2 separate regions of the Mus musculus genome follow, and region 1 is linked to region 2. Evidence: chromatin loops called from intact Hi-C (ENCODE). Cell type or tissue: heart. All regions are shown on one strand. Each heading gives the region's core, and the rest is flanking DNA. Links, peaks and the distances in the headings are about the cores only.

Evidence for each region. Hi-C counts contacts between places; a loop is a spot of excess contacts. Peaks named below come from ENCODE experiments on the same cell type or tissue, not always from the same donor. Only the 100,000 strongest peaks of a DNase experiment are listed, where the experiment ranks them.
Region 1: a loop joins it to region 2, with 4 times the contacts of the local background. A loop is called at or near these places in 4 of 42 quality-filtered maps.

What each region holds. Positions count from the first base shown.
Region 1 is chr15:42,757,614-42,774,505 of GRCm38, reverse strand. Gm41314 (a long non-coding RNA gene) reads right to left here. Exons shown (of 4, transcript XR_875324.1): 3 at 9,776-9,835. Among named protein-coding and RNA genes, the nearest start is that of Gm41314, 61 kb to the right of the region's middle. In heart, for the core only: no CTCF peak of the experiment used is centred there; no DNase peak of the experiment used is centred there; H3K27ac peaks cover 1,879 bases.
Region 2 is chr15:42,865,399-42,882,290 of GRCm38, reverse strand. It overlaps Gm46505 (a long non-coding RNA gene), which reads left to right. Exons shown (of 2, transcript XR_001781596.1): 2 at 7,616-7,846. Among named protein-coding and RNA genes, the nearest start is that of Gm41315, 69 kb to the left of the region's middle. In heart, for the core only: no CTCF peak of the experiment used is centred there; no DNase peak of the experiment used is centred there; H3K27ac peaks cover 462 bases.

The DNA of each region.
Region 1 (16,892 bases), core at 3,371-11,370, 110 kb after region 2:
TGTATCGTACATTTGAAAAAAAAATCCAGGAAAATCGAAGGAAAAGTTTCTTACTTTTTTTCAGTTATTTTAAATGGAAAGCTTTCAAGTACCTGTAGTGTTTTTCTGGAAAAAGACTAGGCTCTGAGCAAAGTGCAATGACAGAAAAGTTAGAACCATAGTCATTCTTAAGTATAACCACATTAATTTATAGGTTATGTCTTTGTTGATGCCATATGAGTCTTCCCATCACTAAATATAATTAGTTAGATGGATTGAAGAATTAATAATCATTATTCAATAGTTTAAATGTCTACAGATGAATATTTAATAGGTCGATATCTTCAGGAATTTTTAAAGTATAAAAACAAAAGGAAAATGTCCAACTAGTACTTACCCACTTCTGTCTGTATTATACATTTCTGCTAAAGTCATTTTCTAGAGCATGTCACAATCCTTGGGATGAAGAATATAGCTTGTGAAGAAAATAATTCCCATATGTCTTAAACATACTCTACAAACAAGTACTTGAAAGGAGCCAGTGCTTTCTGCCTCTGTTCATGGTCACTGTCTCTCCCTTAGCTTATCCCACACACCTGCCGAGAAAGGCTCCATGCTCTTGGAAGGTCCTGGATAAATGTCTTTTTGAGTGAATTAGTCAAAAATATTAGGGAAATGGAATAAATGATTCGTGCATTGCCTCTCAGCTACAGATTAAAAGCAAGCCTCTCTGACTTCATGCCAGTGCTTTCCCAGTGTCTCAAGCCTGCCATTTGAATGCTGCACACTCATATTTGTGCCCTGATATGGGTTGGAATGCGTATGTGTAAATTCACAGCATCCCTAAGAGCCTGTCCTTGCTTGTTCAGTGTTCATTCTCATCCTCTTATGAGCCAATGATGCTAGCCAGAGGACCACCTTAATACTTCCAAGAAAATGATTACTAAGTCCCTCCAAATTCTGAATATCTTGTGTCCTCACATCTTTAGAGTGACTACGATTTGGAGCAAGGAAAAAGGATTGGAAACAGCTTTGGATTCCTGGTAACATTAATAGTATTAGCTTTTGTTCTTCAATATCCATAAGTCATGTTAATAAATAAAAAGAATAAGGTTGTCAGCCTGGACTCAGAGAAATACACTGGAAAGTTCCACGGTGGAAAGTGGCTCCTAAGAATAGTGAATTGCAAGAAACTTGATAAAATATTCATGATGAAACTAAGATGCAATCCCTTTCTGTTTTCTCTTTTAAAGACAGATCTTCCTCTATAGTCTCAACTTTCCTCAAAAGATCCTGCCTCAGCATATCAAATGCAGTTTATAGGCATGCAGTAACATGTCTCACTTCATTATACTACTCTGTATTTTATTTGATTTTACATATGACAATATCTCAGCTTTATTTTTCATGTCCTTGATGAGTGGAATGTTATTGAATATGCTCATATAGAATTTGATCCATAATATACGATGAATTTCATATGTATCAGTTATTTTTCCGTTGTTCTGGTAGAACACCATGACTGATGGCAATTCAAGGAAGAGAAGGTTTATTTGGGTTTTTGGTTCCAGAGGGATAAGTGTCTCTGATAGTGCAGTAAAAGAATGGCAGAAAGTAGAAAGCACGGCCACTGGAAAACAGGCTGAGGGCCCACATCCTGAATCAAGAGCAAGATGCTGAGAACAACAAAATATCCGAGAGGTTTTAAACTCACAAAGCCTGCTATGATTCACTTCCTCTGGAAGGTCACACCTCCTCAACCTCTCCAAACAACATTGTCACCTGGAGACCCAATACTCAAATGCCTGCGACTGTGGGTGGGCAGTTTTCTTAATTCATACCACCAACTTCAAAATAATCATCAACATTATATATTCCTTAATTCTCATAATAAAAGTTGCAGGAAAGCATATTTTGCTCCTTTAAAATATGAGACTCAAGGTCATAAAAAGTCTTCCAAGAACAGGTTACTTTGGTGGTGAAATTTCTCATTCATGTCTGGTTTTGACTTCTAATGAGAAATGTTCCATATAGTTCTAAGAATTTAGGTTTTCTCTCTCTCTCTCTCTCTCTCTCTCTCTCTCTCTCTCTCTCTCTATATATATATATATATATATATATATATATATCCTTCAAATGAGTAAAAACTCATAGTCATACATATGTCATACATATTCCCAGTGTTCTAAGTACACACACCACTGAACTGGGGGAAATAGAACATGAGTGATATATACTGGAATTTAAGACATTAGGTTTTTAAATACCTAAGGTGTTTTAATAACACATTTATATGATGCTACTAAAACTCTGAAACTCATGGATTAGGAAAAGGTCATGGTTTCCAGACAAGTACATGTTTGCATCTTACTGGTCCTTTCTGAAGCCCTGTAATAACCATTGTTATCACAAATCATTTACCTATATACCTATGTGTAATCCCACGACCTACAAATCTATTGTCTTACCTGGCAGAAGGTGTAAACAGGTGTGGATACATTAAGCCGTTTAAGATGAGATTTTCCTGCATGAAAATCAAAATCTTCATGGTGGTCCAGAAGTATAGAAGATGGAGGCAGAAGAGTCAGAGTGAGATGAAGAGCTGTGCCAATGGAGTAGTGGGATCTATACTTGGTATGAAGTTTGTTCCTAGTCTTATTATAACTTGTTATGTTATGATATCCCTGGAAGGCCTGATCTTTTCTGAAGGTAAATGGAGGAGGAATGAATCTGGGGGAGAGGGAAATTGTGGAAAGGATCTGTGAGGAGTGGAAGAAAGGAAACTGCAGTCAGGATGTATGAGAGAAGAGAATATATAGATTAGATATAGATATAGATATAGATATAGATATAGATATAGATATAGATATAGATATAGATATAGATATAGATATAGATATAGAGAGAGTTATATATATATAAAGGGAATGGTAACAATCAGAAGCTGGAGCAGGCAGGGGAATAGGTTCCTTGGACTACATTGGTCCTTGAAAGTTATAAATGCATTCAAGATGTAATTTTGATGCCATTTTGATGATGTGTTAAACTAGCAATGGATGACAAATGCAGTTTTTCAGCACAATGTGCAACAAATCCAGTGTCCTAAGCCTTGCCTCAAATGCCCTCGAAGATACAACCTTCCTCAACTCCCCTGTCTGCAAGTAGAAGTCAAATTTTGGGTCAATTGCCCCATGCTTATAAATATCAAAGTGCTGACAACTTTCCTGCATGGCTTATTTTAGGAAAGTTGGCCTTTCTCGGCTTGGGCCCGTTTCGTCTTCTCTATACTATGGTAGGTCTCCCTCTTCTCATTCACCAGCTCCTTCCACACTTGCATCAGACAGGTAATTAACTTAGTTCGGTTTCTCTTTCAGAAGTTTTCTCAGTAACATCCTATTTTCTTTTCTTTTCTTTTTTAAAAATTAATTATTGTATTCATTTACATTTCAAACAATATCCGCCTTCCCCGTTACTCCACAACCACCCCATCTCCCCTCCCCTTTTGTCTCTATAAGGGTTCTCCACCACCCACTCACCCACTCCCACCTCACTGCTCTAGCATCCCCCTATGCTGGTGCATCAAATCTCCATAGGACTAAGGACCTCCCCTCCCTTTGATGTCAGATAAGGCCATCTTCTGCTACATATGTATCTGGAGCCATGGATCCAGAGTTGGGTTGCTCTGGTCACAGCTCTTCTTCAGCTTCCTTGTCTCATGTATTCCATTACTCTTCTTTATTCTTTTTCCCCCACCCCTTAAGATCTCATCTTCTCTTCTGATTGTCTTGTTTCTAGTTTTATGATACACACACACACACACACACACACACACACTTAAAACTGAGAGGTACTATATAGGAAAGAAAACATGGCATCCTTTGAGGCTGGTTAATTTCCTTATCAATGTATTTTTCATTTTTTCTTTATGATTGGATAAAATTCTATCATGCTTATTTATCACTTTTTTGTTGACGGACATATAGGTTGGTTATATTTCTTAGTTATGAATCGTGCAGTAATAAGCATAACTACATATCTCTGTGTTAGGGATTAGAATCCTTTAGATATTGATACAAGAAATTATTGAAAGAAGAAAAACTACAAGTACTTTTTTTTTTAATTTTAAAATAACATCTATACGGGTTTCCATAGTGATTACATCAGTTTTCCATTGCAACCAGTAATCAATAGTGTTTCTTTTGACCCACATCTTGGACGGAATTTGTAGCTTGATGTTAGCCATTCTTGCTGAGGTGAAATGAAATCTCAAAGTAGATTTAATTTTCGTTTCAAATATTGGTTGAGTGTGTTTCTTATTTCACAAATTACCAATTCAGTTCACTAGCTCACCGACTGGATGGCTTAGGTGTCTTAGAGTGTTTGTTTTTTGTTGCTGTTGTTTTGTTATTTTGCAATATTTTATCTGATCTCGTATTTGTTTTGGGGGGTTGTTGTTGTTGTAGCTCTTGACCCTGCTCTGATGTATTGCTGGCAGAGATGTTTTCCTGTTACTGTTTCTTGAGATTGCTTGCTTTGCTATACAGATTTTTAATTTACACAATCCCCTATGTCTATGCAAATTTTTGATGACTTGCTATTATATTAATTTTCAAAAAGTTCTTGTATATTATAGATCTTGATAAGATCTTTGATCTATTTTTAGTTTATGTTTGTGAAAGATTAGAAATAGTTTTGTTCATATATTATGTGGCTATTTAATTTTCTCAGCACTGTTTGTTAAAGAGGTATTGACACATTTATTTATTAGTCAAAAACTAGGTGGGTATCACTGTGCATTGTTTCTAAGATCTCTGTTCTATTGCACTCACCTTTGTGTTTGCTTTGAGTTTCCAATGCTCAAATAATTCACCCTGACCTCAGTTTATCTCCATGGTATCAGCTGCCATACTCCATGGAACTATTTATAATTTTCTCATCCTGACTGGAGAGTGAGATCTCAAAGGGCAGGGACTGTGGTCTTATTGTTTTATTATAAAGTCTGCAAGGTGCCTGGACAACGTCATTGCTGACAAAATTTTGCTGAGTCCATGTCCTCAAGAATTTTACATTCTAAAAACAACTCTGATATTTAGAAAAGAGTTAAAGCCTATATAAAAACCAGTTCTGAGAAAATGAAACAAAAGTAAATGGTTGCATTGATGGCCTAGCAAATCAATCTTTCATTGCACAATCTTGATGCTCTTGAAAATCATAAAATTGAATTTTGTTAAAGGGGGAGCATGCTGATTTATAAAATGATCCACATCTATAGTTTCTTTTGTCAAAAATATATGTCTTACCTGCTATTCCCATGTATTTAGAGTATGTGCACGAAACAGGGAACTTCTCACAGGTTGGGATTCAGTTTACTTGAAAGATTATTTTCATTTTAACAGTGAAGATAAAGCATCGACCATTCAAGGAGAAAGCCCCAGTCCTATGACAATCTAAGAAATGACTTACTAAGAAGTTAAATAAGTCCTAGGCAGCTTCTAATATCAAGGAGAGAGGAGATTAGACTTAAGAGAAGGGCTGGGATTCACTGGGGAAGTTTGCTTGCCTGATACTTGTTATGCACTAAAAGTTAGGAGTAGAAAACCATGAGAAACATAATTTTAAAGTAGTTTTCTGTTCACATGAATTCAATTAAATTATGTTCTGTCTGTACTTCAGCTTGTAAGAACAATTATACTAAACAAATGTACACTGGAAATCAAGGATAACTTTTTTTTTATCAGCTTTTCTTATCTCAGTCTAAGTCAGGTCCTCCAACGTTTGAAAAGCTTTGATGCTTTGACATGATGTTTGCCAAAGAGGGGTCTATAATGAGCAGCCAAATTCTCTGTATTTCAGGCACTTTCTTTACACTCCCTTTGAAGGAGACTGTCAAGTGTGTCGCATGCTGTTTGTCAGTTAACACTTGGGGAGAGAAATTCACAAAGGGCACTTTATGTACCTTCACAACAAGGATATCTTTGCCAACACTTCAGAGCTATTTTGAGTTTGGGAGTTGTAAGTATCTCGGTTTTTTTAAGGTGATAGTAGCTGACCTAGGATGCCTGGGTCTTAAGTGAGTTTGTACTTTCAAGACCTTTTGACACTTGCCTGTGCCTTCAATTGTGTGTCAGATGACTTGTGTCTTTTATTTATGTGGTTATCTTCATTTGATGAGCCTTATAATAATGACAATGATTATAAAAATCAATAAACTGTATGTGTTATTTTCTAATTATACAGCATTATGATCTTGTTGAATGAACATTAGAATCTGGAAGTAAGTATGATTATTAGTTCTGTGTATAATGAGAACATAGAGCTCAGAAAGTTAAATAAAACAGCTATAGGAACAGTACACAAGAGGAGAAATTAAATCTTCACTGGGAATTGGATGAGTTCAGCACTCTCTGTTTGTTTGTCAGGACTTTTAGAAGACCGCAGGTGCCAAAGGAAGTAGGGGTTAGGAGTTTATGTGGTGGGCAGGGTGGACGTATAAGTAGGGAAGAGCTTGCAAAAAAGCATCTAAGTGCCAAATTGATGTTTTCTTAGCATATCCTAGGCTCATGGTGTGTGTGTGTGTGTGTGTGTGTGTAATGTATTTGTGTGCGTTGCTCATGTGCAAATATGTATGTCTGCATGGTGTATGCATGCTTGTTTTCCCATTTTCTGATTTTTCTTGTATGCTCTTAAAATATTTTGGTAATATGTTTTACCCTGGGATCTTTGGAGGCTAAACTTTTTTTTCCATCTTTTTTTTTGTAACTTATCTAGCTGATAATATTTGTAACTCTCAATACCTACAGATCAGAGCTAGGAAATAAGAGGGCATCCTTTTGTAGCTCTCATTACAAGCTGATCATAGACTTTCTTTGTACATGGTTGCCTTGGAGAATAATGGAAAAATAAAGGAAAACCAAGAATAAAGGCGGTATTCTGGAGACCAGGAAAATAAGCATCAAGCTCATTTTGGAGACAATAGTGGATGGGTTCACCTTGACAATGCCTACACGTTTCTCTCTGGCTCTCATTCTTCATCACAGTTAATTTCTCTCTTCCTTGGCTAAAGAGATGAGTAGTAAGGAAGACAATAGATTTAAAGCCCAACAAAGGGATCTTTTACTCCACATCCTCTCTGTTCCTTCCTGAATAAGGGCTCTTAGCCATGGGAGGTCTATTCTGAGAAGCCTAAGCATTTCTACCTCAATAGCTATGTCTTTCAGAAAAACATGGAAATACTTGTAAAGGAGCAAAGACCCAGTAAACTTGCTGCTTTAAAGGGAATAAACCTTACAAAGGAAACGGTGGACACAGCAAACTCCATCCTCCCTCAGTAGCAGCATAGCGTGAAATACTGGCCATTCACTTGCTTATTTGCTTTGGAAGCAATTTGTTTTGTGTGTGCAGTTTTAAGTTTAGCTTCCCATTTAGAGAGCTGTATTTCTAGCATTTCAAGGTGGTCCTGGGAGTAGTGAGGTGAGTATGTGTTGAGTTGATGAACAAGTCTTTGCTCTTTCTATGACTGTAACTTTGCTTATTAGTTTCCTTTTCTTCAGAATCTATGAATACACTAAGTCTCCCAGGAAGCAATATCAAGAGAATTGGAATAAATCCCTTCTGTGAATTCCAACAACTCACTGTATCCTAACAATTCTCCAATCACAGCTTCTGGAGGGGGTTGGTCTGGTACTGCTATGTATTCAGATGCTAAAAACTATTTCCCAAGATCTTGACAGGGAGCTCATCACATACACCAAATGATGCTATGTAACCTTGCTCTCAAAGGGAATTGGTCACTAAAAGGCTAAATCCTGTGACTGGGCAGTAGATAGAAGTAGGAGGGTTTTCAGTTACCTTGCAGATAGAGGGAGAAGAGAGGAGAGCAAAGAATGAGGAAGCTACCATGAGAGGAGTTGAACCATGAGCATGGGGCCAGAAGAAACAGTGAGTAATAAGGGACATATATCCCCTGGGATATAAGTTTAAATAGTTTCAAGACTTGCCCAACCATTGGCTTTAGCCTTTTATTGACCAATTAACTTGGGGACCAAAGTTACATAGCATCATCTGGTGTATGTGAGGATCTTCTCATCAGGGAGCAGCTAGATCATGCAGGACATTATTTAACTCTTGAATACACAGAAGGACCAGACCAGCTCTCTACATTTAGATTGGTATGATGCTGCTATGCACTCAAAAGCGAAATTCTCTACCTGAAGATTTGACTGGTCTAAAATGAGCAGATCCTCATGTATACCAGCTTTTGTTGTACAAACTTTGTCCCCCAAGTTATCTGTGATTGATTAATAAAGATGTCTATAACTGGGGAGAATGTCCTTGGTTCCTGGGCTTGGTATCTGAGGCAGGGACCACAAGGAAGGGAAAAGAGAGAAAGAGGAAGGATGAAGTTGCCATGGAGTATGTAGATCATGGCCATGAAGGCCTGCCTCTTGGAATAGGAGAAGCCCAAGCAGAACATGGCAAGTGATATCTCCGGGTTATTGACAGGGAAGTAGATAAAATAGCACAAAGGGTTGACACCTGTCCAGTTTAAGGCTTATTATAAATATAAAGATTTTGTGGCTCTTATCTAAGATGGGGTAGATATCCCCAAATAATATTTACTTCAACAAAAGTGCTCTGGAGAAATATAGTGTAAACTGGGTATGATGGCACAGACTTGCTGTCCAAACACTTGCTGTGTTTGGGAAAGACAAGCAGGAGGATGGCTACAAGTTTTAGGCTATCGCATAACCTTTTGGCTAGTGAGTTTCAAGCTAGTGAAAGCTATAGAATGAGAGCTTATCTCAAACAACTAAGAAAAAAAATAGTTTATTTAAAGCACAAACAGCATTTATATGCTTTTGTACTTGTTTTACACACACACACACACACACACACACACACACACACACACACACACACACTGATATACTCTCACAGAAATGCTTAGTTATTATTATTGTTAATGTGTGGTAACCTTGTTTTTGCTTAGGTCCAATTCCACTATCACCCTTACAAATTATGTGATGAATAGGCACCATTTTAAACTTAAAACGTAGAGAAATTTGGTAACTTTATTATGTATTCAGTTATCAGTGATCTGGACCCAAGCTTTGGCAGTCTGAGAAGTGTGTCAACATGCTGCTGCTTTTAACTAGCCTTGGAAGAGTCTGCCTGGAATCTCATGACTCCTTTGTAGTTTCTAATAACAAAATATGTCCACTAAAACCAAGCCAAGAGGACTTAGGGAAGAGATAGTGATAAAATATATCTTTTCCTTTACAGTAAATTTTCCTAATAGTTATCAAGCAATGGAAAAAGACAAAAGTGATGTTTATATGGCTTAGATTAATCTTAAATCCCTTTGTGTTGGCAAATGATTTATAAATTGATGTACCACTTGGTCACTTTCTTTTTTCTCTGTTGCTATTTCTCTATTTTACATTTTCCTGCCATTTTACTATTTGTAGGTATGATCTCTTAGGGTGAAAAGAAAGTTCAAATCCAAGAATAATTTAGTTGAAGGTCAGTTTCCAGCATTGACTAAAAGAACGACCATTTATCTAAGGCAGCTGATACCTGTGAGTTATAACTTTAACTCCTGTCTTGGTAATTGATCCATGGGATCTGCTTTTTTAGGGTAAGGACATGTTTTTCCTACAGACTTCTTTCCATTTGTTCTAGCCATATGAAATAATGATCTATGCAGATGAATCTCAGCATTTGCCAAAGGCTCCTTTAAGCATGAATTGATTTTTAACACTTTTTATTGATTCATTATGAGTTTCACAACACGTACCCCAATTCCACTCATTTTCCCATCCTGATGAATCTGCCTTTTACTCTTGCAACCTTGACCCTACAAAAGAAAACAAAAAATAAAATAATAAGCAAGCAAACAAACAACATAAACTGACCTCACTATGGAAGCTGTGGCGTGTCATAGGAAGTCATGTAGTATACTCTGTTGCAGGAAACAGAGAATACTACCAACTCTCCGCAGTGCCTGACCACATTTCTGCTCTCCTGCCGGTCCAACATTTATCTGTGGCTAGCCCCTGCAGCCTCTGGCTCGCTTGTCCCACAAGCCACTAGTTCCTTCTCTGCTATAATTCTCTGCAACCAGCGGTTCCACACTACAGTAACCAAATAGACCAGCCATCCTGTAGGTTTATAACACAATACCCTGTAACCCAGTTGAATCAAGAATCTTAAAGCTTAATTAACCAATAAGATTTATATATCAACAAAACCACAATTTACAACATGCCAATACAATAATTCCAGAGCCAATTGATAATGATAAAAGCTTTATCCCAATATTTTTAACCTTGTGAAACCATACCTACTTGTGGCTGGAAAAGCCACGAGTGCATATCAGCAGCCATCTTGGTTTTCTTGCTACCTGAGATGCCCTGTCGCTGCAACTCTTAGCTCCGCCTCCCTTTCCCCTGTCCAATCACAGGCCTCCCACTGCCCTAATGTAATTAGACAGGGAAAATCCCAAGACAGTACTCATTTGCCTAAACAGCAGCTTTACTTGCAAATCTTCATTGCCATGAGTCAGTGGTCTAGCTTGAGGCCTCTAGCTTTTGCCATAGTATCAATACTGGATCCTCATAGGGACTCTGTTCAGATGTCCTATTATTGCCCTGTATCATGGGGATCCTGCAGCTTTAGTTCTACAAAGCTGGTTCCAGGAGTTCATAGATGGGGTAGATGGGGTGATTGGAGCCAAGTGAGGATTTCCGAAAATAATTTTTTTTAATGAATTGAAGTCTAGTTTTACGGTCTTTAGAGTAAAATATCCCGAGAACTTCAGTGCGATATTGACAAAAGAAAACTGTAGGGAATGTGGGCATGATTCTATCCCTTTCTCAAGCTCCTCCTGTAACTGTTCCTCGTAGAACAGTTATGCAGCACAATTATCTTTATCCATACTACTGGCATTCAGTTACTCTGGGTTTAAAGATAAAGGTCCCCCACAAAACTCTTTCTTTTACAATAGAAATTATATAGATGTCTATCAAACACCCAGCCTGTCCCTGCAAGCTTAGACAGAAATGGACTTTCACACCTCTTTTTACTGAGATGATATTAGTGTCACTGATGAACAAGAAGCATGTTACTTCCTAAAACTCTAAGAGAAGTAGAGGGAGGGAGAGAGAAAGAGAGAGACAGAGATAGACAGAGAGACAGAGACTGGCAGGGCAGAAAGAGACAAAGAGACAGAAACAGACAGGCAATTTTGTTTAGACTCTTTCTCAAAATATTAGAAATGAAATATAATGGGGTTATTCTAGCTCCATGAGTTAAAAGGGCATATGTAAAGCCGGGAAGTTAATTAAGAGCCATTAACCTCCTACAGTACAAGCATGAGGACATGAGTTTAGATCTCAGGAACACTGGTAAAAATCTGGTGGTGAAAATGTGCCTGCAGCCACAGAACAAGGGGATGGATGTAAAGGCAGAAAGAGCTTTAGATGCCACTGGTCTTCTGGTCTAACTGAATCAAGCAGCCTCAGCAAAAGACTCCTTATCAAAACGTAAAGGTGATGAGTAGTTGAAAAAACACAGATAACATCAATGCTGGGCCTCCACAGCCATGTTCACACACATGCATCTATACTAACAAGTACATACACTGCACACACAAACAATGCATCACACACACAATGAACACATACACGCATGTGCATGTGTGTTTGTCTCTCTTTCCAAACTATGACCAGTGCTATCTAGTTTTACAAACCATATAAACGATAAGGATGATAAACAGATTTAAACATCTTGCTTAAAGTACAAAGACTCAACAACCAAATGAAAGAGAGTTTGAACGTATTGTTTAATTTGAAAATTAATCTAAATTCTCATGTTTTAAATGTTTAGTATTGTTTACAATTTCCATACATCCCAGAAGGAAAAAAAATAAAAAATAAAAAAATATCAACAACCCTGATATTATCGTTGATTGCATACAGTTTTGGTTCATTTTACTCACCCACAGCCAGGAAAGATTGAAAGCACCACTATGTCTCATTTCTATAAGACAATTCGTCAGAGAATTAGAAATCTTTACTATCTTAGTTACGGTTTCCTTTGCTGTAAAGGGAGTCCATGATTAAAGCAACTCTTAAAATGGACAACATTTAATCGCAGCTGGCTTACAGGTTCTGAGGGTTAGTCCATTGTATCATAGCATGAAGCATGGCAGCATCCAGGTAGGCATAGCCCTGGAGGAGCTGTTCTGTAGGCCAACAGGAGAAGACTGTCTTCCAGGCAGTTAAGAGGAGGGTCTCAAATCCCTTTTCCACAGTTACATGCTTCCTCCAACAAGGCCACAGCTACTTCAACAAAGCAAAACCTCCTAATAGTGCCACACCCCGGGCCAAGCATATTCAAGCAACTACATTGAAATAAACGGAAAGGTGCTCATTTGAATGCTTCAAATATGCTCACATAGAAACCAAGTCTTGTTTTGTGTTATCATACTTTTAAAACTTTGCCATAAAGTAAATTTTGCAATCCCTGTATGCGTATATTTATTCAGTAATTCATTAAATAAAATATAGTCAACAGACACATAAAATAATAAAATAGCAATAAAAATTAAAAAAGAGTAAGATGCATATAAATAATCACAATTATAGGCATTTCCCCCTTTCAGTTCTTATATTCAAAACCACAGAGCATCATTGTGTAGAATGAAGACATTTTAGTCCAGCCTCACAACACTACAAATATCAAACCTTTTATTTGGCATCACTCAATTCTCTCATAATCTTCAATGAACATTTTCAGTATTGATCTTTCCTTTCTTTTCCAGACTGAATCAAGATAATTCTCATTCAATAACAAGATGAAAAACATCAAAGCAAGATGTACTTTTGATCACATAAGGCTGGTGGCTTTTTTTGGTAAACTGTTCAATTTTCTTTTTGAATGAAGTCTCTGTCTTAGTCAATTTATCCACCTTTATTCTCCTCTGTGTAGTCCATTTGTCACTTACCACCATCTGTGCACTTCCCAGTGATTTAACTCTCACTGGCTTCTTGCCCCACACCCTGTTTCTAAACATCTCAATGTTTGGCAAGATCCTCACACTCATCCCAGTCACCTTCCTCAACTAAAACTGTCTAGCTGGCAGACAAGCACTTTGAAACTTCATATCTAGTTTCTCATGCTACTGATATATTCTTTTTTTGGCATACAAATGTCAACAGGTAGGATCAAGTGGAAAGAAGCATGAAAGGTTAATTCCCCAATATCAGCATCAACTATAGGAAATGTACCTGCAGAGTATCAGCTAAGTGGAGCCCCTTGAATGAATTGTGGTCTGTGACATCTACTAAATTAGAAGGTTTCTATTGCAGGGAAGACAAAATTAGGTTGTTCCAATGTCATGGCTCACTGGGTAAAGAACAGAGACTGCCTTTACACAAGAGCTTTTCAAACATAGAAAGCTAGTTTTACCCTAATCAAATAATGAAAAGTTTGTGCCAAAATTCAAAAGAACATTACCAAACATAATTATTTTAAATAATTATTCTAAATACCTACTAAGACTTGATTGGCTGAGGATGCACTCACTTGAGGAGTGCCTGCCTAGCATGCACAAGGCCCTACATTTGATCTCTAGTCCTGCAATACAACTTGTAATAAAGACATAACCAAGATATGCCTGTCATCACTATTGTCAAGAAAAATTTAAATTATAATTGTGTTTAGTAGGAAAAAGAACTTTATTTGATCTATCTATCTATCTATCTATCTATCTATCTATCTATCTACCTACCTACCTATCTACCTAATCTATCATCTATCTACCTATTTACATATCTATAATCTATCTAACCTGGCTGCAACTTTGTCTGTGGAATAGAAGCTATAAGATGGATTTTATAAAAATGGATCCTTTTAAGGAAATTATAAAGTGGTTTATGGGAGATTTACTTTTTTACACATTGATTTTTGTGACTGGTATTTCTATGATAAAATAATTAGATTAAAAAAAAGAAACACTGAAACTTATGATGTTTTATTTCACTTAGGAGCCTTGGGAAATTGAAGACATGGAAAGAGAGAAATGTACATGTTATGGAGAGCCACTCAGACATGTGATTGGAGGAAAGGGACAACAAGATCTAGGGAAAGCTGTCTGTTGGCTTCTCCTCCTTGTGCTTGTTCCTTCCTTTGCTCTGGGAACAGAGTAGACCTCCTAAAATGAGGCTCAGATTATGTGCTATAGAAGGCTCAAGAACACTTTTCTGGCTTGCTTCAAGGGTAATGGCAGGTCAGTGAAACACCTCCTTGTTTCTGCTAGTTTCTCAAATGGCAAGTTACCATATTTTGGGGTAGTATTTTCTGACTCTTATCAAGGTAGTTATGTATTTATTGTTGGAAATAAGTGCAGATCTGTACCATTTTTTTCTTCTAAGTACTTTTTCCTTCCAAAATTTCTCGTCATGTGCTATATTTCTAAAGATAATTATTAGAATTGGGAAACTTCAAATAAACACGAAATATTTACTTCTTTCCTTCCTTCTCTCTATCCTTCCTTCCTCTCTTCCTCTTTACTTCTCTCTCTTTCTTCTCCTTCCTCTTTCTTTCCTTCCTTCTTTCCTTTCTTCCTCCCTGCCTCCTTCTGTACCTCCCTTCTTCAGTCTCTCCCTTCCTTCCTTCCTCCTTCCTTGCTTCCTCCTTCCTTTTCTTCCACATGATTTTAGTGTGTGTGTTAGTTTGAAGAAGGGTTCCCATTGGGTCTTATATTTGAATTCTTGGTCCTAGGTTGTTGGAACTGTTTGACAAGGATTAGGGGGTATGGCTCTGTTTGAGAAGGTATACCACTAAAAATGGACTTTGAGTTTTCAAAAGTCCATGTCACTCAGTTCGTTCTCTCTCTCTCTCTCTCTCTCTCTCTCTCTCTCTCTCTCTCTCTCTCTCTCTCTCTCTCTCTCTCATGTTTATGGATGAGAGTAAGGTGTCTCAGCTATTGTTCCCACACCATGCTTGTTTGTCTGCTGCCATGCACTATGCTCACTGCTATGACTGTCATTGACTCACCCTCTGAAAACCATAAGCCCTAATGAAACTTTTCTTCTATAATTTGCTTTGGTCATGAGGTTACTTCAATTTAGTTCAAAGTAACTAAGATAATAAATACATAAATATGACTGACCTTGAACTCCCAATCCCAATTTCTCCATTTTCCAAGAACTGGATGCCAGTTCAGTGCTGCTACACTTGGCTAAAAATAATTTTCTTAGTAAAATATTGAAAAGAATTTGTATGCATGGACACTGATTTCTTTAAAATCATATTTAAGAAAAAGAGCTACTTGTAAAAGTCCATATTGGTCAAGAAGAGACATGTACATATAGTAATGAAAGATGAACTAGGAATGAATGTAGGGTTCATAATTAATTACCTGGACTCATGATTCTTAGTAGTGAAGACCTCATGAGATGAATGAATAAGGATCCCAATACACAGATTTTAGTAGCTTAGGGAAACACAGTTATCTAAGTATTGATCCCAAAACCTCTCTAAAAAGAAGACACACTGTGATGGAGTGAACAAACTACTAAACAATATTACCTCAATTAAGAACATTTTTGTTTACAAAATCACAAAGAACTACAGAACATTTTATATCTTTTAACTTGCTATATTAATTTTTTAGAAAATCATTGCTATTGCCATGCAATGATTAGCATATTATTTATGGTAATTAGTTATTTATTGTTTATTATCTAAAAATTCTAGAGATCAGAAATCAACAGATTGTCTTGAAGTGCTAAAATCCAAGTGACAGTGGAGATGCAGTTCTGGAGAATCTAGAAATACCCTCTTCCTTGTATTTCCAGTTTCTAAGGTCACTCTATATTTCTTGGTTTCTGCACCATCACTCTGACTTTTGTGGCTGTCACTGAATCTCCAGACTCTCTTGTTAGGACCATTGTAATTCTTTGGAGCCCCATTGCCATGGTGACCCAAGATAATTTCTGCACTTTGAGAGCTTTACATCTCTTATGTTACTACATACATTAGAAAGTATAATGTGGCCATCTTTAGGGATTATCAAATGTCTACAGATTCATTTCTCTGGTTCTCTTTACTAATCTAAAAGGAATAAATGAATTACATGGAGTCAGAGCTGCTTTTCTAGATTATTTTGATTAACATTAGCAGGCAAACAGTTTTAAGCTTTGCTCAGTATTGGTAGCTATTGCCTTGCACAGAAACAGGTGGTACCTGTGGTCGAAATAAATGGTGTTAAATATATACACCATACTTAGAACAAAGATCCCCAGTCAGTGCTCCTAATTCAGTTTGGCTTTTTAAAATGAGATAAGTAGTCAGTGAAGACTGGATTTCCTTATAATATAATAGAGACATTTTAATTCAGCAACATTGCTGGTCTGGCAAGAGACTGCGTCCAAAGATCTCCTATGTATGTATGATCTATCTGGAATGCAGACACACATTTAGTACATACCTTTAATCCCAAACAATGTAGGTAAGGTTAGATTGTAGAAAGAGTAGCTATGTGGGAAAGTGATATCTAGTTGGAGGGCTGTTCAGTCTGTTGAGTTCAGTGCAGTGGAGTTAAGTCAGTAAGATAGGATTCAGCATAGTGAATGTAGTGCTGTGGAGGTGACTATGTTCATGAGTTCATGGAATTCAGTGCAGGTTATCAGAGGCCATTGAAGCCAGAGAATAAGAAGGAGCCAAAGATTAGAACAAATTGCCAGAGTTAGTTTGACTACAAGCAGAGCAATTTAGTGAGAAGTTAAGAGAAGCCAGATTGAATTAGCTTGGAGAGGAGTTGGAACTAGAAGACCTTAGTTGAACCAGCCAGCCAAAGTTCAGAAAGAACTAGAAAAGATGAACTTATTCAACAGTACATCTTGGAG
Region 2 (16,892 bases), core at 5,642-13,641:
ATATCTTCAAGGCTTTTCCCCACTTTCTCCTCTATAAGTTTCAGTGTCTCTGGTTTTATGTGAAGTTCCTTGATCCACTTAGATTTGACCTTAGTACAAGGAGATAAGTATGGATCGATTCGCATTCTTCTACACGATAACAACCAGTTGTGCCAGCACCAATTGTTGAAAATGCTGTCTTTCTTCCACTGGATGGTTTTAGCTCCCTTGTCAAAGATCAAGTGACCATAGGTGTGTGGGTTCATTTCTGGATCTTCAATTCTATTCCATTGGTCTACTTGTCTGTCTCTATACCAGTACCATGCAGTTTTTATCACAATTGCTCTGTAGTAAAGCTTTAGGTCTGGCATGGTGATTCCGCCAGAAGTTCTTTTATCCTTGAGAAGACTTTTTGCTATCCTAGGTTTTTTGTTATTCCAGACAAATTTGCAAATTGCTCCTTCCAATTCGTTGAAGAATTGAGTTGGAATTTTGATGGGGATTGCATTGAATCTGTAGATTGCTTTTGGCAAGATAGCCATTTTTACAATGTTGATCCTGCCAATCCATGAGCATGGGAGATCTTTCCATCTTCTGAGATCATCTTTAATTTCTTTCTTCAGAGATTTGAAGTTTTTATCATACAGATCTTTCACCTCCTTAGTTAGAGTCACGCCAAGATATTTTATATTATTTGTGACTATTGAGAAGGGTGTTGTTTCCCTAATTTCTTTCTCAGCCTGTTTATTCTTTGTATAGAGAAAGGCCATTGACTTGTTTGAGTTTATTTTATATCCAGCTACTTCACCGAAGCTGTTTATCAGGTTTAGGAGTTCTCTGGTAGAATTTTTAGGGTCACTTATATATACTATCATATCATCTGCAAAAAGTGATATTTTGACTTCCTCTTTTCCAATTTGTATCCCCTTGATCTCCTTTTGTTGTCGAATTGCTCTGGCTAATACTTCAAGTACTATGTTGAAAAGGTAGGGAGAAAGTGGGCAGCCTTGTCTAGTCCCTGATTTTAGTGGGATTGCTTCCAGCTTCTCTCCATTTACTTTGATGTTGGCTACTGGTTTGCTGTAGATTGCTTTTATCATGTTTAGGTATGGGCCTTGAATTCCTGATCTTTCCAAAACTTTTATCATGAATGGGTGTTGGATCTTGTCAAATGCTTTTTCTGCATCTAACGAGATGATCATGTGGTTTTTGTCTTTGAGTTTGTTTATATAATGGATTACATTGATGGATTTTCGTATATTAAACCATCCCTGCATCCCTGGAATAAAACCTACTTGGTCAGGATGGATGATTGCTTTAATGTGTTCTTGGATTCGGTTAGCGAGAATTTTATTGAGGATTTTTGCATCGATATTCATAAGAGAAATTGGTCTGAAGTTCTCTATCTTTGTTGGATCTTTCTGTGGTTTAGGTATCAGAGTAATAGTGGCTTCATAAAATGAGTTGGGTAGAGTACCTTCTACTTCTATTTTGTGAAATAGTTTGTGCAGAATTGGAATTAGATCTTCTTTGAAGGTCTGATAGAACTCTGCACTAAACCCATCTGGTCCTGGGCTTTTTTTGGTTGGGAGATTATTAATAAGTGCTTCTATTTCTTTAGGTGATATGGGACTGTTTAGATGGTCAACTTGATCCTGATTCAACTTTGGTACCTGGTATCTGTCCAGAAATTTGTCCATTTCGTCCAGGTTTTCCAGTTTTGTTGAGTATAGCCTTTTGTAGAAGGATCTGATGGTGTTTTGGATTTCTTCAGGATCTGTTGTTATGTCTCCCTTTTCATTTCTGATTTTGTTAATTAGGATTTTGTCCCTGTGCCCTTTAGTGAGTCTAGCTAAGGGTTTATCTATCTTGTTGATTTTCTCAAAGAACCAACTCCTCGTTTGGTTAATTCTTTGAATAGTTCTTCTTGTTTCCACTTGGTTGATTTCACCCCTGAGTTTGATTATTTCCTGCCGTCTACTCCTCTTGGGTGAATTTGCTTCCTTTTTTTCTAGGGCTTTTAGATGTGTTGTCAAGCTGCTAGTATGTGCTGTCTCCCGTTTCTTCTTGGAGGCACTCAGCGCTATGAGTTTCCCTCTTAGAAATGCTTTCATTGTGTCCCATAGGTTTGGGTACGTTGTGGCTACATTTTCATTAAACTCTAAAAAGTCTTTAATTTCTTTCTTTATTCCTTCCTTGACCAAGGTATCATTGAGAAGAGTGTTATTCAGTTTCCACGTGAATGTTGGCTTTCCATTATTTATGTTGTTATTGAAGATCAGTCTTAGGCCATGGTGGTCTGATAGGATACATGGGACAATTTCAATATTTTTGTATCTATTGAGGCCTGTTTTGTGACCAATTATATGGTCAATTTTGGAGAAGGTCCCGTGAGGTGCTGAGAAGTAGGTATATCCTTTTGTTTTAGGATAAAATGTTCTGTAGATATCTGTCAGGTCCATTTGTTTCATAACTTCTGTTAGTTTCACTGTGTCCCTGTTTAGTTTCTGTTTCCACGATCTGTCCTTTGAAGAAAGTGGTGTGTTGAAGTCTCCCACTATTATTGTGTGAGGTGCAATGTATGCTTTGAGCTTTACTAAAGTGTCTCTAATGAATGTGGCTGCCCTTGCATTTGGAGCGTAGATATTCAGAATTGAGAGTTCCTCTTGGAGGATTTTACCTTTGATGAGTATGAAGTGTCCCTCCTTGTCTTTTTTGATAACTTTGGGTTGGAAGTCGATTTTATCCGATATTAAAATGGCTACTCCAGCTTGTTTCTTCAGTCCATTTGCTTGGAAAATTGTTTTCCAGCCTTTCACTCTGAGGTAGTGTCTGTCTTTTTCCCTGAGATGGGTTTCCTGTAAGCAGCAGAATGTTGGGTCCTGTTTGTGTAGCCAGTCTGTTAGTCTATGTCTTTTTATTGGGGAATTGAGTCCATTGATATTAAGAGATATTAAGGAAAAGTAATTGTTGCTCCCTTTTATTTTTGTTGTTAGAGTTGGCATTCTGTTCTTGTGGCTGTCTTCTTTTTGGTTTGTTGAATGATTACTTTCTTGGTTGTTCTAGGGCGTGATTTCCGTCCTTGTATTGCTTCTTTTCTGTTATTATCCTTTGAAGGCCTGGATTCGTGGAAAGATATTGTGTGAACTTGGTTTTGTCGTGGAATACTTTGGTTTCTCCATCTATGGTAATTGAGAGTTTGGCCGGGTATAGTAGCCTGGGCTGGCATTTGTGTTCTCTTAGTGTCTGTATAACATCTGTCCAGGCTCTTCTGGCTTTCATAGTCTCTGGTGAAAAGTCTGGTGTAATTCTGATAGGCCTTCCTTTATATGTTACTTGACCTTTCTCCCTTACTGCTTTTAATATTCTATCTTTATTTAGTGCATTTGTTGTTCTGATTATTATGTGTCGGGAGGAATTTCTTTTCTGGTCCAGTCTATTTGGAGTTCTGTAGGCTTCTTGTATGATCATGGGCATCTCTTTTTTTATGTTTGGGAAGTTTTCTTCTATTATTTTGTTGAAGATATTAGCTGGCCCTTTAAGTTGAAAATCTTCATTCTCATCAATTCCTATTATCCGTAGGTTTGGTCTTCTCATTGTGTCCTGGATTACCTGGATGTTTTGAGTTAGGATCCTTTTGCATTTTGTATTTTCTTTGACTGTTGTGTCGATGTTCTCTATGGAATCTTCTGCACCTGAGATTCTCTCTTCCATTTCTTGTATTCTGTTGCTGATGCTCGCATCTATGGTTCCAGATCTCTTTCCTAGGGTTTCTATCTCCAGCGTTGCCTCGCTTTGGGTTTTCTTTATTGTGTCTACTTCCCCTTTTAGTTCTAGTATGGTTTTGTTCATTTCCATCACCTGTTTGGCTGTGTTTTCCTGCTTTTCTTTAAGAGCCTGTAACTCTTTAGCAGTGCTCTCCTGTAAATCTTTAAGTGACTTATGAAAGTCCTTCTTGATGTCCTCTATCATCATCATGAGAAATGTTTTTAAATCTGGGTCTAGATTTTCGGTTGTGTTGGGGTGCCCAGGACTAGGTGGGGTGGGAGTGCTGCGTTCTGATGATGGTGAGTGGTCTTGATTTCTGTTAGTAGGATTCTTACGTTTGCCTTTCGCCATCTGGTAATCTCTGAAGCTAGCTGTTTTAGTTGTCACTGTTAAGAGCTTGTTCTTCAGGTGACTCTGTTAGCCTCTATGAGCAGACCTGGAGGGTAGCACTCTCCTTAGTTTCAGTGGGCAGAGTATTCTCTGCAGGCAAGCTCTCTTCTTGCAAGGCAGGTACCCAGATATCTGGTGTTCGAACCAGACTCCTGGCAGAAGTTGTGTTCCACTCACTAGAGGTCTTAGGATCACGTGTGGAATCCTGTGTGGGCCCTTGCGGGTGTCAGGCAACTCAGCTGGCAAGGTAGCCGGGGCTCGAGTGGAGTGGAAGGGGTTTGTGCCCCAGATCAAGCCCGGGTAGCCTGCTTCCCTATGTACAGCAGTCTCAAGTTCCACGCGGTTGGATTGGGGTAGGCGCTGTGTTCCACTCACCAGAGGTCTTAGGGTCCCGTGGGGAGTCCCGTGTGGGCCCTTGCGGGTGTTGGGCAAGACTCTGCTGTCAAGGTAGCCCGGGGCTCGAGTCTCGAGTCGAGCGGAAGGGACTTGTGCCCCAGATCAGGCCCGGGTAGCCTGCTTCCCTATGTACCGCAGTCTCGAGTTCCGCGCGATTGGATTGGGGCAGGCACTGTGATCCACTCACCAGAGGTCTTAGGGTCCCGTGGGGAGTCCTGTGTGGACCCTTGCGGGTGTTGGGCAAGACTCTGCTGGCAAGGTAGCCCGGGGCTCGAGTCTCGAGTCGAGCGGAAGGGACTTGTGCCCCAGATCAGGCCCGGGTAGCCTGCTTCCCTATGTACTGCAGTCTCGAGTTCCGCGCGATTGGATTGGGGCAGGCACTGTGATCCACTCACCAGAGGTCTTAGGGTCCCGTGGGGAGTCCCGTGTGGACCCTTGCGGGTGTTGGGCAAGACTCTGCTGGCAAGGTAGCCCGGGGCTCGAGTCACGAGTTGAGTGGAAGGGACTTGTGCCCCAGATCAGGCCCGGGTAGCCTGCTTCCCTATGTACCGCAGTCTCGAGTTCCGCGCGATTGGATTGGGGCAGGCACTGTGATCCACTCACCAGAGGTCTTAGGGTCCCGTGGGGAGTCCTGTGTGGACCCTTGCGGGTGTTGGGCAAGACTCTGCTGGCAAGGTAGCCCGGGGCTCGAGTCACGAGTTGAGCGGAAGGGACTTGTGCCCCAGATCAGGCCCGGGTAGCCTGCTTCCCTATGTACCGCAGTCTCAAGTTCCGCGCGATTGGATTGGGGCAGGCACTGTGGTCCACTCACCAGAGGTCTTAGGGTCCCGTGGGGAGTCCCGTGTGGACCCTTGCGGGTGTTGGGCAAGACTCTGCTGGCAAGGTAGCCCGGGGCTCGAGTGAACCTTCACTTTCATGCTCTCTGAACACATACTTCTTTCACTTGCTTCTTTGAAGTTGATGAGTTTGATATAGTTCTGTTTTTTTTTTTTGTTCTTTTGGGTTTTTGTTTTTGTTTTTTTGTTGTTTTTTGTTTTGTTTTTCAAGACAGGGTTTCTCTGTGTAGCCCTGACTATCCTGGAACTCACTCTGTAGACCAGGCTGTCCTGGAACTCAGAAATTCACCTGCCTCTGCTTCCCAAGTGCTGGGATTAAAGGTGTGTGCCACCACTGCCATGCTAGAGTTCTGTTTCAAAGGAGTTGAGGCTTGACACCATGAAGAGAATCTATGAGAGGCTATTTGTAAAGTCTAGTTGCAGCATAATACAGCACTGTTTTGCAGATGTCAGTACCATGAGATGACCATCAAAAACAGAAGCACCAGTAGAGCCTGAACAGGCAACTGAAGCCTAGAAGATGAGGTGTGTGTTACAAAGGGCAGAGCTGAAGAAGTGACCCCAGCCCTTAGTGGAGCCTTGAAGATTATGAGTGAATCACAGAGATTGGACAGAGTTTAATTTTGTTTTCTATTGTGACTGTGCCCTAATATGTTTTCTCTCTTGAAGTAAGAAAATACTGTAGTGGAGCCCACAGTTTAGAGACTTTGAACTGTAAAAAAAGAAATTAATTTCAAAAGATATTGCATAATTAAACAAGATTGTAATTTTAGTATGTAAGAACTTATAAAGACTGTTGGATTTTTAAAGTTATTATATCTTGGGGATGAATAAGAAAGTAATGGTTGATGCTTAATAGTGATGTGTTTGTATGTCAAGTTGACAAGGGGTCAATTTTACTGGCTGGTTTGGGGTTTCAACTTGACACAAGCTGGAGTTATCACAGAGAAAGGAGTCTCTCTTGAGAAAATGCCTCCATGAGATTCAGCTATAAGGCATTTTCTCAATAAATTATCAAGGTGGAGGGCCTTGCCCATTGTGGGTGGTACATCCCTGGGCTGGTAGTCTTGGGTTGTATAAGAAAGCAAGCTGAGCAAGCCAGGGGAAGCAAGCCAGTAAGCAGCACTCCTCCATTGTGTTGGCAACCACTCCTGCATTCAAGTTCCTGGCCTGTGTGAGTGCCTATCCTAACTTCCTTTGGTGATTAACAGCAATGTGGAAGTGTAAAAAAGTTTTGGAGTGTATACGGGTCAGACAAGAGTTTGAATAGGTCATGTTCTGTGTGCTATCTACAAAAGAAAAATCAATTAATCAATTGCATTTTGTTGAGATCAGTTTTATAATAGGTATAATTTCCATAAGTCAGAAACATGGCCCCTACTATTCTTTGCCCATACACACACTTTCAATTATAGTACATAAACCTTAGTACAAAAATCAACCTTCATTCTCAAGTATTTTAGTACCATAAACGGTGTGTATGGCCCCATGGGCCATCACTTTCTTAATTTACTGAAAGTCTGAGTGCATTTAATAAATGCTGGATATTCAACGCCAAGGCTAGTCATCATTGGTTATTTACTTCACTTCTCATCTGCAGCAGGAGAGAAAGCCAGATTCCCATCGCTCTTCAAACACCCCTCCTCGCAACTGGGCGGTGGGGAGAGAAAGCTTCTGCCAAAACAGAATTTGTACAGCTCTCCGTGCTTTGGGTGCTGCCAGTTTTCCTAAATCTAGAATCAGAATGAATACACCATCTTGGAACTTTAAATCTCTGATGTTCCTTGACACTTGGAGTGACCCAGGCTCCGAGGGAGTGAGCTCAGTTGTCTACTCTGCTTCTTAGGCAATTTATGCTTTTGTTTCAATCCCCTCATGCAGTTCAAACCATTTGTTGGCATCAGTCTATATGAGGCATGATAGGAAGAAACCCAGAGTGGTTTACGAGTGGCCCTTGGGAAAGGCCATTATGTATTGAATAACAGATTTTCTGACTTATCAAGAAAAGAGGAGTTTGCACTGGTTTCCAAATGTTAAAGTAGTGATGGCAGAACCAGGTAAAACTGGGAGTGATCAGAAAGGATGAAATGTTCAAGATAGGACAGTGGAGGCTTAGAACTTAAAGCCAGCAGGTTCTGGCTTTTCCCGTGATCTACTGAATTCCCAGATTGAATTCAAATTATTTTTCTTGTTAATCTGGGAAGATGGATCTGTGTGTTCTAACCAGACCAACTGATGTCTCACAGATGTCACCGAGAGCTGTGAACAGCGGCCATGCCTGGATGTTGCCAAGTGTTAGTGTGGATATCAAGGAAGGATGAAGAGAACGCGTGGAGTGGAACGGAAATTGTGTTCAAGTAGTGTGCTAGACAGGTGTCTGGAAGCCTGCGTCTTGGCACAATGAATTCGTTGTCTCCGTAATAGGAGGGGCTTACTGACACTCCCTCTGTGTGGTAAAAATACACCCAGCAATTTGACAACACAGTTTATCTTTCTGTTTTAGCGAAGAAACTGCTTTCATTTTGTTAACACCACTCTGGAGTGCTCGGCCACCCAGAAGTAAGACGCTCCAACCTCTTCTTTCTTTGGAGAACTCTCCTGAGATAAGAGTAGACCTATCAATTATCTTCCTGAGAACTGACAACAAATACTTAACTTACCACACTGAAGTGTCACTGTAATAATTGTTCTGCTTTAGTAAATGCCTATTGCATTTTAAACAGCAAAAACATGTCAGCAGCACAGGTCAGCATTATAGAACACACATTTTCTGATGTTGGAAGCACCCTTTCGAATGAAATTGATATTGTTTCTAAATTCCATCTTTACAGGTAATATGGAAATGAGGGCTTTTCAAAGCTAGGCCATGTTGCTCTACTTTCTATTTTTCCCCTCTGTCATACCACAACCAAATGAGAAAACTTTTGTGTATGTGTATGTGTATGTGTGCAAAACCCACTATAATACTAAGCTAGTAATTTTATAGTTGGCAGATGTCTTTACTGTCTGCTTTGTTGCTAAGTTATCTCATTTGAATTTTGCTTTAAGTTCTAAATTGGATCTAATCATTCATTCATTCACTCCTTCCTTCCTTCCTTCCTTCCTTCCTTCCTTCCTTCCTTCATCTTAAGCTGAGTATTAAAGTCAGACCCTTTTTTGTGCTGGGCAAATGCTCTACAACAACTGAGCTATGTCTTCAGCCCCAAAATCACCTGACTTCTACTCATCTTTCAAATTATGTTAATAAAAATACCCACTACACAGCATTTGTTTGGATAGTTAAATAAATTAATTCCTAGGAAGCTTTTAGAACATGTTGAAATTCTCATATAGTGAACTCTAAATTCTTAGCTCTTAATTTTATCTAATGGTATTAGTTTACAGTTAAGAATAGTAAAAGTTAAAGTTAATATTCATAAATCTGAACTCAGAAATTTTATTATTTAAGCCTTTGCCTTGCAATTTAAGGCTTGTGTATTTTCTGTATGAAATGGCAATTCTTATTAATGTTATATCAAAATACATTTATCCCCATGAACCCTGAACTATCCTATTTTGATAGAGTTTTATTTTAGTCTCATATGTGGTCTAGACACACCTAAGAAGTCAATGGTCATGGTCACTTGAACACACCACTCAAGGAAACATGCTTGAATTTCAGCCCCTTTCATTGCAATACATGGGTCACATATTTGAAGAGAAATCTAATCCTAGTAAGATGGCATGAATGGATTCTATATTATAGCCTCTAGGACCTATGTGGTACCACACTCGTAGGCTCAGAAGCATTATTATTACCGAGACATAGCATTATTCCTGATTCTAACGTTATGATTTATTTTTAGTTCTTTGAAAATTTCAAAGAAGTAGATGGAAACCCTGAAAATATGTTATTTTAAAATTTTCCAACTTTTGCTACTCAACTACTTATTTCACATGACCACTAACTAAACCTTTCCAGTGCCCATTTCTTAATGAAATGAAGTGCTCATTGTAATTGCTGTAACCTTTAGAGTCAGCAAGTAGCACTTCTAATCTGAACAAAACAGTTTGCAACATAGAACATAGTTCCAAGAATCATTCATAAGCTCCCAAGAACTCTGGCTAGCCTGTCAGACACCTATCTGTGAATTGTCTCCTGCCAGATGATGGCTGTGGTCCTGTCACCCTCGCCAGCCCCATAAGTCTCATTCACACTCTTTTAATTGGCAGGTTCCCACTCTGGGCACCTCTGTGACCCTTCTAACATTTTTTAAGGCAGATAACTTTACCCTGGACATTTGGCTCAGAGCCCGCTACTGTGAGATTTCTTCACTCCCCTTCCCAATGATCATACTAGTTCATACCCTTCAAGTTCCAGCCTAAACATTTTGAAAAGCACATTCCAGGGCAGAAAGGCACAGTAGCTTCAGGGAGTTGGCTAGACCCTTCAACTGGACAAAAAGGGCATTGGGTCATTGAAGAGGAGGAGGAGGGGGAGTGACAAGGTGTTTTCCTTGGACAGAAAGGAGGAGATTATCTTCCTATCAGCTATTGAGGACTCAAGGAAGCCTAAAGTGTGTGGCATTTGGCTTCCAGCATGATTTTGATTGTGGGAGCTATCTCAGGAGTCCTGATAACAGCTTTGGTGACCTTTGGGGTCTGGAAACAGTTTCACTGATTGAAGTCATATAAGTTCAGCTAAATTTGAATGTGTTGTAAATATTTATCTGACAGCCTGACATACTTGAAATTAGGTGATAAAGCCCCATCTTTCCTAGCATATAATTTTGGAAATCACTTTCTGGATGGGATTAAAGATTATTCATATAACAGAGCTATACTTTTTATGCTAATAATCCTCAGGCTACAACCCTCTTTTACAGAACAGGGAATATTATCTGGCAACTTCATTTTTCTAAATATATTGGACTTTTTATTGGATACCAATGAAATTTCATGGAGGGACTGAACCCCAAGGAAACATAGGCAGACTGATCTGGCCCCAGCAATCTATTTCCCCTCAAAATTTCAGAGACACTGGTATAGACAAGCAGAAATCCAATGGGTATTTTATGTGAGGAAAGAGTTAGCAGAGCAACATTCTGTTCCAGTGAATTATGAAGTTGGATAGTAGCAGGCGAGATGGGAGATGGCCAGTTTCCAAGAGATCATTCTGTGTTGCTTTAAAGACTATACTGGGCTCAACCTCTTGTAGGTAAAGCTACATCTAAGAAAACAGGAGCAACACACAGGAGAGCAAGAGCCCTGGCAGGCCCCACATCCTATGTGCCACTCCCATTCCATCAGCAAAGGCAACATCTTTACTAGCAGGAGTTCAGACTGGAAAGAAGACTGCCAAGAATGAAAATGTCCAGGCTTGGTTGAAACTCAGACCAGAACTGATTTAATGCAGGCATTGTTAATGGACTAGGCTTTGTTCCCATTGTTTGTCTCATTGGCTATAGTAGACATTTAATTGCAATTGTGCCTTTTTGTGCAAATCCTAGTGTCTGTCCACTCAAAGGAAGATATAACATCTCTTCAGTGTAAGATATGTGGATTACTTTTTTCTGATACATATATTTCTATGACATATTTCAATTCATATGCTAGATACAGCACGATCAATGATAAATTATAACAAACTAAATGAAATGGAATAATTTGAGCCATGCTGAGATGGTTCAATGGGTAAGGATGTTACTTGCTTACTACTGCAACTTAGGAAATGCCCACATGTACACCACATGATGAAAAGAGAAAACGTACTTCTTCAAGATTTCCTCTGACTTACACGCTTGCATAGTGTGTGCCCACACATCCAAATACACACAAATACAAAAATAAATAAAATATATTAAGATGTAACAATTATAACAATATACTATAAGGTATTTAATACTTATTAACTGCTGACTTCCGAAAAATTTTATGTGATGTTTTGGACTATGATTGATCCAGAGAATCACACACACAGAAATCAGAAAACTATTATCCACTTCTCAGTGAGGGCATATCTAATGACTTCCTTTGTGATTGGGTTACCTGACTCAGGATGATATCCTCCAGATACATCCATTTGTCCAAGAATTTCATAAATCCATTGTTTTTAATAGCTGAGTAGTACTCCATTGTGTAAATGTACCACATTTTCTGTATCCATTCTTCTGTTGAGGGGCATCTGGGTTCTTTCCAGCTTCTGGCTATTATAAATAAGGCTGCTATGAACATAGTGGAGCATGTGTTCTTATTACCAGTTGGAACTTCTTCTGGGTATATGCCCACGAGAGGTATTGCTGGATCTTCCGATAGTATTATGTCCAATTTTCTGAGGAACTTCCAGACTGATTTCCAGAGTGGTTGCACAAGCTTGCAATCCCACCAGCAGTGGAGGAGTGTTCTTCTTTCTCCACATCCTCAACAGCATCTGCTGTCACCTGAATTTTTGATCTTATCATTCTGACTGGTGTGAGTGTAAACTCAAGGTTGTTTTGATTTGCATTTCCCTGATGGTTAAGGATGTTGAGCATTTTTTCAGGTGCTTCTCAGTCAAACATAGGAAAATCAAGAAGAGGGAAGACCAATGGGTGGATACTTCATTTCTCCTTAAAATAGGGAACAAAATACCCATGAAAGGAGTTACAGAGACAAAGTTTGGAGCTAAGATGAAAGGATGGACTATCCAGAGACTACCCCACCCGGGGATCCATCCCATAATCAGTCACCAAACCCAGACATTATTGCATATGCCAGAAAAATTTTGCTGAAGGGACCCTGTTATAGCTGTCTCTTGTGAGGCTATGCCAGTGCCTGGCAAATACAGAAGTGGATGCTCACAGTCATCTATAAGATGGAACATAGGGTCCCCAATGGAGAAGCTAGAGAAAGCACCCAAGGAGCTGAAGGGGTCTGCAACCGTATAGGTGGAACAACAATATGAACTAACCAGTACCACCAGAGCTCATATCTCTAGCTGCATATGTAGCCGAAGATGGACTAGTTAGCCATCACTGGGAAGAGAGGCCTCTTGGTATTGCAAACTTTATATGCCCCAGTATAGGGGAATGCCAGGGCCAAGAAGTGAAAGTGGGTGGGTAGGGGAGCAGGGAGGAGGGAGAGTATAGGGAACTTTCGGGATAGCATTTGAAATGTATATAAAGAAAATATCTAATAAAAAGAAAGAAAGAGAGAAAGAGAGCGAGAGAGAGGGAGGGAGGGAGGGAGGGAGGTAGAGAGAGAGAGAGGGGAAGAGAGAGAGAGAGAGAGAGAGAGAGAGAGAGAGAGACAGAGAGAGAGAGGAAGGAAGGAAGGAAGGAAGAAAGAAAGAAAGAAAGAAAGAAAGAAAGAAAGAAAGAAAGAAAGAAAGGGGGAAACTATTATTTAATTCTATTTTTCAGTTCAAATCATTTTAGTAGCTAAGACCACCTCTAATTTACCTTTCGAGATGCCACTGGAAAATGTTGTCATGAGGCAAATGCCATCACATTTGAGACAGCTGTAAGCCTGTCCACTGGAAGAAATCCTAAGCCCATACTGTGAATCCCATCTGTGGTGTCTACGCCAAGCATTCATTCATTACAGGTGTAGGATTATAATGCATTACAACATATGAACAGATTCCAGTGAATTAGGCAGTGGACAATCATGCCCAAGAGGAAAGGTGCCCAAGTTTTTCCATCTAACAGATCAGGATATAATTTCAAACGGGATATGTTAGTGAAATGTTTGAGATATCAAATGTCTTCATTGAGAGAGGCATAACCAGACATGTAAATCTAATTATGGAGCCACCTTTAGCCAGGTGAAGTGTATTGTACAACTGAGTTTCTAGAACAGCATATTTTTAGCTAGGGCTCTCATCTTATGGAAGAGAAGTGGTTAGTACTTCATACCCAGAGCAAACTTACTTAAGGAAATACGATACTATAATGAAGAAGGAGTGGTATTTGTGTTCATATTTGTCCCTTCAGTGACCACTACATACATAGAAGTTGATGATAGATCTCTTTCCAAATAAATTTAACCTCAGAATTATTACTCTATAGAGCCTTCTAAAGAATCACTACTAACCAATTCTCATAGACATATATGAATTGGTTTTTATCAACCTCGGTATAAGTAGTCTCAGAAACCATGTTATTAGAACACTGTTCCTATTTTACTCTTGCCTGAATGGTCTTAGAACTCTCATCCAGACACTGATAATTCCTACTGGAGAATAACTTTGGAACTGAATTTCTAGAATTTCATGATGAAAATGACCTATATCTGTTCTGAAATTTCAGCCTGTGATAGTTTGTTTTAGTGTGGCCCAGGGAGCAGCACAATTTGAAGGTGTGGCCTTGTTAGAGTAGGTGTGGCCTTGTTGGAGTAGAGGTGTCACTTTGGGTGTGGGCTTGAAGATCTTCATCCTAGCTGACAGGAAGTCAGTATTCTGGTAGCAATCTTCAGATGAAGATGTAGAACTCAGCTCCTCCTGTACCATGCGTGGCTGGATGCTGCCATGCTCCTGCCTTGATGATAATGGACTGAAACTCTGAACCTGTAAGCCAGCCCCAATTAAAGGTTGTTCTTAGAAGAGTTGCCTTCGTCATGATGTTCACAGCAGTAAAACCCTAACTAAGACAGAAATTGGTATCAGGGACTGGGGTATTGTTGTTATAGGCCTGACCGTGTTTTTGTCTAGAAGAATGTTGATTTTGGGGACTTTTGTGGATTTGGAAAGCAGTGGAATGATTTAAGTGGGGCTTAATGGGCTATCCTAGGAAGAATATAAAAGACTTTGTTGCTGAGAAAGAAAGAAGGAAATCAGTAAGGCGTCTGGACAAGGACCTCAACATAAACTGAATACCCTAAACATAATAGAAGAGAAAGTGGGAGATAACTTTGAATGTATTGGTACAAGAGACAATTTCCTGAACAGAACACCAGTGGTTCAGGCTCTAAGATCAACAACTGAGAAATGGGACCTCCTGAAATTGCAATGCTTTTGTAAGGCAAAGGACACTGTCAACAGGACAAAATGGCAGCCTGGAAAAGATCTTCACTAAGCCTACATCCAACCAAAGGTTAATATCCAAAATATATAAAGAACTCAATAAGTTAGACTCCAAAATCCAAATAACCTAATTAAAAATGGGGCACAGAACTAAACAGAATTCTCAACCAAGGAATCTTGAATGGCCAAGAAGCACTTAAAGAAATATTCGGGCTGCAGAGATGGCTCAGTGGGAGCTGGAGAGATGGTTCAGTGGTTAAGAGCACTAACTGCTCTTCCAGAGGTCCTGAGTTCAATTCCCAGCAACCACATGGTGGCTCACAACCATCTGTAATGGGATCTGATGCCCTCTTCTGCAGTGTCTGAAGATAGCAACAGTATACTCATATACATAAAATAATTAAACAAATAGTTTAAAAAAAAGAAATTTTCACACTTTGGTCATCCTTCTTGAGCTTCATGTGGTCTGTGAATTGTATTCTGGTTATTTGGAGCATTGGGGCTAGTATCCACTTATCAGTGAGTGCATACCATGTGTTTTCTTTTGCGATTGTGTTACCTCACTCAGGATGATATTTCCTAGTTATAACCATTTGCCTAAGAATTTCGTGAATTCATCATTTTTAATGGCTGAGTAGTACTCTATTGTGTAAATGTACCACATTTTCTGTATCCATTCCTCTGTTGAAAGACATCTGGGTTCTTTCCAGCTTCTGGCTATTATAAATAAGGCTGCAATGAACATAGTGGAACATGTGTCCTTATTACATGTTGGAGCATCTTCTGGCACATGAAGCTCAAGAAGAAGGAAGATCAAAGTGTGGATACTTTGGTCCTTCTTAGAAGGAGAACAACGTTCTCACAGGAGCAAATATGGAGATAAAGTGTAGAGCAGAGACTAAAGGAAAGGTTACCCAGAGACAGTCCTACCTGGGGATTCATCCCATATACAGTTACCAAACCCAGACACTATTGTGGATGTCAAGCACATGCTGAAAGGAGCCTGATATGGCTGTTTCCTGAGAGTCCCTGCCAGAGCCTTACAAATACAGAGGTAGATGTTTGTAGCCAACCATTGGACTGAGCACAGAGCCCCTAATAGAGGAGTTAGAGAAGGGATTGAAGGAGTTGAAGCAGTTTGCAACTCCAAAGGAGGAACAATAATATCAAACAACCAGACCCCCCAGAACTCCGAGGGACTAAGCCATCAACAAAGGAGTACACATGGTTCTAGCAGCATATGTAGCAGAGGATAGCCTTGTCATGCACCAATGGAAGGAGAGGTCCTTGGTCCTATGAAGGCTCGATAGATGCCCCAGTATAGGGGAATTGAGGGCAGGGGGAGGGAGGATGTGATAGGTTATTTCCAGGAGGAAGGGAAATTGGGAAAGGTGATAATATTTGAAATGTAAATAAAGAAAATATCCAATAATAAAAAAAAGAAATGTTCAACATTCTTAACCATCGTGGAAATACAAATCAAAACAATGCTGAGATTCCACCTTATACCAATCAGAATGACTAAGATAAAAAATTCACAGGACAGCACATGCTATCAAGGATGTGGAACAAGGGCACTCTTCCATTGCTTGTGGGAATGCAAACTTGCACAACCACTCTGGAAGTCAACCTGAAGATTTCTCAGGAAAATAAAAATAATTCTATCTGAAAATCCTGCTATACCACTCCTGGTCATATAACCAAAAATGCTTCATCATAACCCAAGGAAATGTGTTTCACTATGTTCATAGCAGATTTAGTCATAATAGTTAGAAACTGGAAGCAATCCAGATGTCCCTTAACTGAAGAATAAATACAGCAAACTTGGTTAAATTACACAATGGAATATTACTTAGCTATTAAAAACAAGGACATCATGATTTTTGTAGTCAAAAGATGGAACTGGAAAATATCATCCTAAGTGAGATAACCCAGACCTAAAAGGACAGGCATGGTAAGTATTCACTGATAAATGGATATTAGCCATAAAGTACAGAATACTCATGAAATACCCCACAGATCCAAAGAAGTTAAACAAGAAGAAAGGCCTAAGCAAGGATGCATGAATCACACTTAGAAGGGGAAACAAAATAGTCATAAAAGGCAGAGGGAAGGAGGGACCTGGTTGGGGAGAGAGGAGGAGGAATGGAATCTAGAGCAGGACTAGGTGCCAGGAGATATAGGAGAGAGGCCCAGAGGGTCAGGAGAGTGGATATCTGCTGCTACCTTGGGTAGTGGGTAGGGGAGAATCTCAAGGAAGTAGCAGAAACCTGGACTAGGGGAGCTCCCAGAAGTCAGTGCAGGTGACCTTAGCTGAGATGCCTAACAGTGGGGACATGGAACCTGAAAAGGACACCTGGTGGGAGGGTAAGAACACCAACTCACCCACAACATGTTCAAGTCAAAATTTGTTCTGTCTAAAAGAAGTTCAGGGATGGAGAAGAGACCAAAGGAAAGTGCAACCAACAAATGACCTAACTCAAACCCCATCCTATGGGCAAGCACCAATCCCTGACATTATTAACATCACTCTGTTATGCTTG